Regions from separate parts of the Homo sapiens genome. Here region 2 is linked to region 1. The links are chromatin contacts, found by Hi-C or POLR2A ChIA-PET in ENCODE. All regions are on one chromosome and are shown on one strand. The core of a region is the stretch at or near the end of the contact, and the rest is flanking DNA. Distances in the headings are between cores, read along the strand shown. Region 1 holds the start of WDR35 (WD repeat domain 35). Region 2 has its middle 94 kb from the start of LINC01376.

Region 1 (4,134 bases), core at 1,180-3,679:
TAGCCAGGCATGGTGGTGGGCACCTGTAGTCCCAGCTACTTGGGAGGCTGAGGTAGGAGAATGGCATGAACCCAGGAGGCGGAGCTTGCAATGAGCCGAGATCCAGCCACTGCACTCCAGCCTGGGCAACAGAGCGAAACTCTGTCTCAAAAAAAAAAAAAAAAAAAAAAACTTGCCAAATATTGTAAGCAAAAGTATGTATATACAGACACACATATATATATATACACACGTATATATATATCTATATACACATTTAAGAAACAGAGAAAAACTTTCTTTTAACACAGTTTTAAAAAACTAAAGCACTGACAGATTGAACTATAAAACAGCATAAGCCAAACTTTAATTGGTACTCTTCTTTACTTAGGCTGTCCACTAGCCCTTTGTGTAGTGGTTAAAAACAAGGACTTGAATGTGAGACAAACTTAGTTTCACATCCTTGTTCCGCCACTTACTGGCTGCGTGACCTAGGGCAGTTAACAGCTCAGAGCCTCAATTTTCTCACCTAGAATACCTACTGCCCAAGATTATTGTGAAGTCAAATAAGATTGTGAAGGTTAAACATCCACTACATGGAAAATCGTCAATAAGTATTTATTATTCATACCGCATTCAAAGTTGTAAGGTAATGCTATTCAAAGTGCGGTCTGAGGACCAGCAACTCAGCTTCACTAGAAATGGAAATTCTCAGGCCCCATCCCGGGTCTATTGTGTGGGGGTAGAGCATGAAATCCATCTTAACAACCTCTTCCAGTGATTCTTATACCTAATACAGTTTGAGAAGCTATGTTGTAAGGAATCCAAAAATGTAATGCAGTTTAACCCCCTACATTTTCATTTTATGGAAGACTAAACTAAAGTAGTAAGATCCTCAGCTAACTTGTTGAAAGTCATTCAGTAGTCTTGTGGAAGAGCTGAGATTTAACTCCAATTACCTTATCTAGGTCTTCAATCTAGGGGGGCTAAGAAGTGGGAAGCTGTTTGCTGTGATTCCAGAGAACTAGATAAAGAAAGAAATCAAGCAGCAAAGACAAGAGACCTACTAATAGAAATGTAAAACGTATCCCATTTTCTGTTCTTGGACACTAGGTGAATAACCATTAATGCATCTGATAAGCAGAAAGGATGACACAGACCTGTAAACAATCTGCCAGATTTTCTTAGTGAAATGTTGACTCACAGGATTTCTTTTAGACTCCTAATAATATAGTACAATAATTAGACATAGCATAACACAGTGACTTATTTTCATTCTTCATTATTTTTCATTTTCCATTAATAACTCAGCAAAAACCATCCGATGTTTACATTCAACATTCTCTGAACTTTATTGCAAATATACTCCAGAAAAACACCATAAAATGTTTTGGTAGTTTTCCCTTTAAAATAATCAGAACTGCATATTGACAGATAACATGAGTAGACCGCACTGAACAAATAACATTAGCCAATTTACTACCAAACATGTGGGCTTGCATTCATTTACCTGTCTGCGTCTCTAATTTCAAAACTTTCAGTAATCCATCTTCACCACCGCATGCTATGAACCCTTGTTCCTTGTTCCAGGATACACACTGCAGCTTCACGTTATTGGGAATGGAAATCTGAAAAAGCAACCACAGCCGCACTAGCAACTTTTCACGAAGGAGCTGGGAAGTAAGTCTGCAGGAGATGAAAGCTGAAGAAAATCTTCCAAGAAGAAAAACGAACGGCCTTGCAGAAAAAAAATGAGCTGTTGTGAAAATGGGCATGGTCCCCTGAACTGACCCGGGCTCTAGCATTTGGGAAAGAGGGAAAGAAGTGCACAAAAGAGAAGGATAGTGACTGCGGAGGAAGCCAACGCCAGAGTCTCACCGGATGGATTTTTTAAAGGGAGGACGGGGAGAGGGTATAAATCCATACCACCAGTCCCTCTTCCTTTTTACCTACAACTTAGGCTATCCTATTGTTATTTCTTTTCTCTTGCCCAATGGCTCGTGGTGATCCAAAGAGTTTAAATCACGTGGATCAGCAACAAGTGGAGGAGGAAACATAGGGTAGCACGTGGCGACTTATCCTCAAGCCACCCAAAAGGACCTAGCCAGGGGCAGGAATGGGAGAGTGCTGCGAGAGGGCAGCAAGCTCGGCCAAAGACTGAGGCTCTGGGAACCGCAGGAAGAGGTCGGAGGCTGGACCCGGCGGGAAGGATGGCTGCGGAATGGCGAAGCCACGACCAGGACCGGGTGAAGGAGCCTGGCTTCTCGGGAAGGCAGCGGGAATCGCCGCAGGCTGCGGGAATGGCGGAGAAACGAGGACGCCCCCCAGGAAACTCACTTTCTTGCTCAGGTAGAAGAACATCGTGGGATCCCCGAGAGGGTCACGGCGGCCGCTAAGGCCCTCGACAAGTAACGGTTCTACGTCTCCAATCGGGAGTACCAGCAGCTCCGGAAAGCTCCCGTCGCCCTGGCAACCGCTGTTGCCCGGTCGCATCCGGGGCGCCGCGGGACACTTCCGGTGACGCCCTCGCACCGGGCACCGGCGTAGTGCGCCTGCGCGGACGTCGATGGGTTTGTGGGCGCAGGGCGCGAGGCGCGAGGCGGTAGCTGGGCTAGTCCTGTTCCCTGGCGTCTGGGCCTTTCTGCTCTCCGCAAGGAGCTGGGTCGCGACCTGTCACTGCCAGCCGTGCGCTCGCCCTCTGCGCCCCGTCTCGTGGTCACTGCCGCCCTCCCTCCCGCCACACCTGTGATGATCGCTATGGAGCCGCGCCTCAGGTGGCATTACTATAAACCTAAGAGGAGAGGCGCCCGTTCGAATAAGGGCAAATTATTTAGTATTTTGTAAGTTCCAAAGTTCCAACATTCTTGAAAGGGAAAAGCCATTTACTGTATTTGATAGGCTGGCGCCACTGGCCAGATGAAAGTGCAAATGTGCGTACTGAGATCTTACAACCCTTCTCTGTGTCTTTGGGGATTGGAGAACCTCTAGAGCAATTTAGGAATAGAAGATTTTGTTTATTCCGCTTGTTTTGATATTTTTTAACAGTTTAATTATTACCGCAACCCCGAGGGTCCTTTTAAAGGAATTTCTGTAAACGTTGGGTAATTACAGCGTACAATTGCTATTGGGGCATGGCCTCCCATTTTACAAATATTTGAGCGTTTGGTGTTTTCTCGTCTAGAGTCGACTGTTACATATTCTCTTCTTTTTCTTACCTTCTTTCTTCATTCTCCTTTGTCCTTTTGGAATGCTTGAGAGTTACAAAGCCTCAAAGTCTAAGGCATAGGGCAGAAATCCAAGTAGAACCACTCATGAAATTATTTGGTCTCACCTATGTTTTTATTTCTGGTTTTCCCTTTTACCATAATCTAGCATGTAATTTATGCATCAGTAGTTAATTTCCCCACTTGGAGTCTTTTCCCATCTCAGACAAAAATAAAATAAAAATCCTCCAATCCTTTGACCTGGGTGATTTGTCTCACCCAGCACAATCTATTATAGAATTGACAATAGTCCCTAGTGCCTTTCCTAGCAAATCTAAACTCCATCCAAAATCAGATCTTCCCTCAATCCTAAATGTTTTTACTAGGGAGCCCCCACCTCAAGTAAGCCAATATGCTTTCTGCAGGGCAACATTCCATCCGGCTCTGCTTCCCAAGCCACTTTATATATGGTCCTACCCTCTTAACAGGCCAGTTGTGCCTAGCCAAACCAGCACAAATCAGTCTCCATGAGGAATTCTTTCCAAACTTAACCCAATCCCATTCAGATAATGTTTGCTTTCCATTGTTTGTGTGTCTGTTTAAGATACATTGGCCCCTGTCCATAGGCTCCCTATACTGGACGCATGAGACAAATTAGTATTATCTAACCCAGGAGTTTCCAATAAACTGGTCAAGACATAATTAGTTGAAGCTAGTTACTGATGGTGACACCTGAAAACTCACCTCTCTTTATCTTTCCCTTCTTGCACATGAACTCTCATTTATTCCTTCTATACCACCATTTCTCTGTGGTATATTAATATGTATTACTGATTTTGGGCTCAAAAAAGTCTGGAAAATACTACTGTAGCTCTATGTCATACCCTTTCAAAATTTTTGAAAAGTAAGAGATGCTTTATATATTTCCTTGGTATATTTAGTTTTTGTTCCT
Region 2 (4,134 bases), core at 906-3,405, 870 kb before region 1:
AGGCTGGCCTCTCCCAGAAATGCCCTCTCTAAAACTGGGACCCAGCAGAGACATGGAGGGATTCCCTTTAGGATAAGCCCGGCCCCTCCTTGCAGATGAAACTTCTGAATGCACTGTCCTTGGCAGTTCCAGGCACAGGGAGCACTGGATCATGGGACAGCACAGGCCCCCTGACTCCAGCTCCTGAAATGTGGCAGCCAGAAGCTGGTCCCCCTTCTATTGCAGAGTCTGAGCTGACACTGTGGACAGGAACATGGGTGGGGAGGTGTGGGTGGGCTATGCTTCCTTCAAACATGCAACTTCAAAGTCTTGGAGGATGTTGCTTGGCAGGGAAGAGAATCAGGGGCAACTGGAACGGTGATGGAATTTCCAATTATAAAAGGTCCCATTCAGAGCTGCATGCCCTGTTGCACAACAAGGGAACAAGGAGACATTTGATGGCATTAAAAGGCCTTGAGCTCAAAACAAAGAGACACAACATTCAAAGAGACACAACTTTCTCTGCTTTGTCTTCTGAGCCTTGAGCCCTGTCTGGTGTGATGTTAGGTTATAAAAATAAGCAACAGCTCATCCCACTCCGCCTTGACAGAAGGCTTGCTTCTGAACACAGACCTGAAGGCAGTGCACTCTGGGCTGGGTTTCCCCAAAAGCTGAAGCATACATTTAATTGGGATATTGGAGGAGCTGGATTAGATGCCCAGCTGTCCACTGTAGAAACACAAACTCTCTGAGACACATCTCCCTAATCTGATATCCAACCAATGACCAAATTCCTAATGACTCTTGCACCAGCCCCACCTTCATCCCCATTGCCATTGCCCACCTGGCAGCTACTGCTGTTCCGAAGAGGCCTGAGGGGCACAGTTACTAAGATTATGTTTGAAAATATTTCATAGGAGTCCAAAATCACAATGCCATCCTAAAACAAATGTTTATTAACCAGCTATTCCATCAGGCTGGTTGAGAAAGAGCGTGTTATACATACATCTCATGATTTATTCTTCAGAGCAAACTTATCTGGAAGAGGGAACAGAAACTCAAAGAAGTTGTCTAAGGTCCAGTACCAGTATTGTCAGAGCAGCGAATTGTCATCCACCAGATATCATTGTATTCTTCTGTTTCAGCTCCTCTCATACAGCGTTTGCCTATGAGTATAGTGTTTGTCTCACTTTATGAGTCCTCTTCACTCGGTGGTGATCATGTGGAGGACAGAATCGTGGAGGACAGAATCATGGCAGATAGTGCTTGAAACCCCTAGAGTAACCCCAAAAGATCTGGGCACAGAGCTTTTGAAAACTTGATTTTAAAAAGAATTTAATATTTGTACTAAATATATACATATTGATCAGTATCTGAATATGTTAATTTCTACATGCACCATTTGCCCAATATTTCATTTCTGATTTAGAAATTTTAGAAAGCACAATATGTGTGCATCTTTAGAAGTATAATTGTAGTCAGCACAATGTAAATTTTTGAAGAGTAAAAACATTTATACTTCAGGAACACAGTATCCCTGGGCAGAGACAAAAGGTACTTACATATATGCCAACTGACAAATGGAAAAATAAGGTCACCAAAGAAACTGTTACAATGGGAATCTTGTGTTTCTGATGTACATGTTCAGTTGGAGACATGAAATTTTCAAGAATCTCCGTCTACAGGAATGATGCCAGCTCTTCTCTCCTGCACATCCTCTCTGTGGATTAATCATCAGGCCCTGGTAACCACAATGTGACCACTATGTGAGGCGCCTTCTTCCCCAAAACAATGAAGTTCTGTCCGATTGTCTTTGGGAGGCATTTACAGCTCGAGGACATTGCTCTGTTTCATTGAAAGTACTCAGCGCTAGCGTCTTGGGACATGGCTGGAAGGGGTGTTGAGCCCGATTGGGTAATAACAGATGTTTCAGTGGGACACTGAGACATTCATACTGCAGGGCACCCAGCAGGGACACATTTTGAAAGGTGAGGAAAAGAAGAGGGAGCTTCACAGAGCATAGTGTGAGCATGCAGACCTATTACTCTGATACAGCCATGAGTGTCACAATCCCAAGTCCCCAGTGGGGTCTTCCCTATATAAAGGCTACATGAGGGAAAGAAGTCCAACTGCTAGATCTTCAACTCTGTTTCAATAACTGAGGAGATAAAATAGTTTCTGTTCATCTGGCTGCATAGGGTTCTGGAATGCAGTAGCTCTGCCCGAGGGGTCACTGCAGAGCACACAGAGGAACATTGTCATTCCCAGAAGAATGTGGCAGCCGCCCTGCACAGTAGGCTTGCCCCCCTCCACCCCCATATCTAAGAGCAGCAACCAAGAGTTCTTAAAATAATAAACAGCTGGCTGTGGGCTCGCTACACAAACTCCACAATTCCGGTACAATTCGACTTGACTGAACAGGTCTTAGACCACAGCACAGGAAACTCCAAGGTCCAAAGGCCTCCCACCCTTGCCCACCATGCCTGGGCACCCTTTAGAATGATTGTCCCAAAGCTTTGTGTCTGGGAGAGTCTCTTCTAGGAAGCAGCCAAGTGCAGAGGAATTCAAAGGCCTCTGTCTTGCTCTCTGTCTTCAGAGTATGGAACTACAAAGGTGGCCGGGGCTCTGAGTCTCTGCAGACCCTCAGAGCTGAAAGCAGAGACAACATCAGGGGAAGATGAGACAGAGCAGGAATCTAGATTCGGCTTATAGCAAAGACCCCTCTCCTGAACTTCTAGAGTGATACTGGGGCAAGCTGACAGTTACAGACTTATCTGCAGTCAGAAAAGCGAAAACAACAGAAGATGGGGAATCAAAGAAGCTGAAATTTGTTTCTGGCTCTGTCATCTGCAGATCATGTCACTCTGGATAGATTATTTAACTTTTCTGTGCCTCAGTTTTTCCATCTATAAAATGGGGATAATAGCAAACTTGTCCTGGGTGCCATGCCCATAGTAGATAACTAATAAATATGAATTATTTAATTAATTAGTGATTGAATGACTAGTACCTACCTCAAAGTTGCTTTGAGGATTAACTGAGGTTAATCTGTGACACTTGTTTCATAAATGGTAAGTCGTGCAGCATTCAGAAAGCACTGCAAAGAAACTGACCTCACTAAGAAGCCCTGAGAAGGGTTTCACAAAATGTGGGGTTTCACAAAATGAGAGCTGCTGAACATTCATTAAATGATATATTAACAGGTATTCAGCAGGGGAAAGTTTCCATGCAACAATATTCAAAACATTGTGAGATAAATTTAGATGGGTTTGGTCCTATATGACTTCTCAGGGTGTGTTGTAAATTTCCAAAAGAAATAAGATGCAGCTTTTTCTAAGCCCACTTGACTGTTGAATCCTTTTCACAAGGTTCTCAAGAAGTGGTGATACATTAGAAGACCCGGCTGGGGAAATGTACTTGTCTGTTCCCGCATTGCTCTAAAGAAATACCTGAGACTGGATAATTTATAAAGAAAAGAGGTTTAATTGGCACATGGTTCTGAAGGCTGTACAGAAAGCATGGCTGGGGAGGCCTTAGGAAACTTACAATCATGGTGGAAGGCGAAGGGAAAGCAGGCACATCTTACATGGCCAGGGCAAGAGTAAGAGAGAGAAGGGGAGAGGGGTCACACACTTTTAAACAACCAGATCTCATGAGAACTCTATTAGGAGAACAGCACCAAAGGAGGAAATTTGTCCCCATGATCCAGTCACCTCCCACCAGGCCTTACCTCCAACACTGGGGATTACAATTTGACATGATATTTGGGCGGGGACACAGAATCAAACCATATCAGGAAATGACTGTTCTAGCCAACCCTTGGGAAGAAGGAGGTCCCACAGAAGCCCCACTATGAAATAACCACCTTGTTTTGGGGTTGTGTATATATTTGCCTCCTTTTCTTTGCCAGACATTCTCCCAAGGCTACAGCCAGTGCAGTGTATTATAGGCAATCAGCATGATATGCTTAAGCCTAAATTGTCTTTCATTTGTAAAATGGAAACAAATATTGAGAAAGAAGACACATCCTCCAGATCTTTGAGCTCCCATCCCACCAATATCTAGGGTGCCTTCCACTGGTGGCAGACTGTGCACACAACTTTAGCACCTAAGTCAGAGCCACATCCACAGAGGTTAAAGTGAAGGACCTGGGTA

Evidence for each region. Hi-C counts contacts between places; a loop is a spot of excess contacts on that map. ChIA-PET counts read pairs that join two places held with the same protein, here RNA polymerase II (POLR2A).
Region 2: a map of breast epithelium shows a loop between it and region 1 (27-fold over the local background). The contact joins the enhancer-like site here to the promoter of WDR35 in region 1. A Hi-C loop is called at or near these places in 1 of 168 maps with a recorded cell type or tissue (breast epithelium). POLR2A ChIA-PET finds 5 or more read pairs at or near these places in 1 of 52 experiments (HEK293).

The regions. Positions count from the first base shown.
Region 1 is chr2:19,987,676-19,991,809 of GRCh38, forward strand. It overlaps WDR35 (WD repeat domain 35), which reads right to left and starts at 2,430. Exons shown (of 27, transcript NM_020779.4): 1 at 2,317-2,430; 2 at 1,490-1,607. The coding sequence starts at 2,340. It overlaps WDR35-DT (WDR35 divergent transcript), which reads left to right and starts at 2,529. Exons shown (of 3, transcript NR_110235.1): 1 at 2,529-2,819. RefSeq lists enhancers at 2,161-2,210, 2,227-2,730, 2,361-2,410 and a silencer at 2,571-2,650.
Region 2 is chr2:19,119,321-19,123,454 of GRCh38, forward strand. No RefSeq gene overlaps it. Among named protein-coding and RNA genes, the nearest start is that of LINC01376, 94 kb to the left of the region's middle. Within about 2 kb of position 2,156, at least 5 of the 41 ENCODE cell types and tissues checked have a DNase peak (open chromatin) inside an H3K27ac peak, as active enhancers do; they include breast epithelium, where a contact is called at or near this core.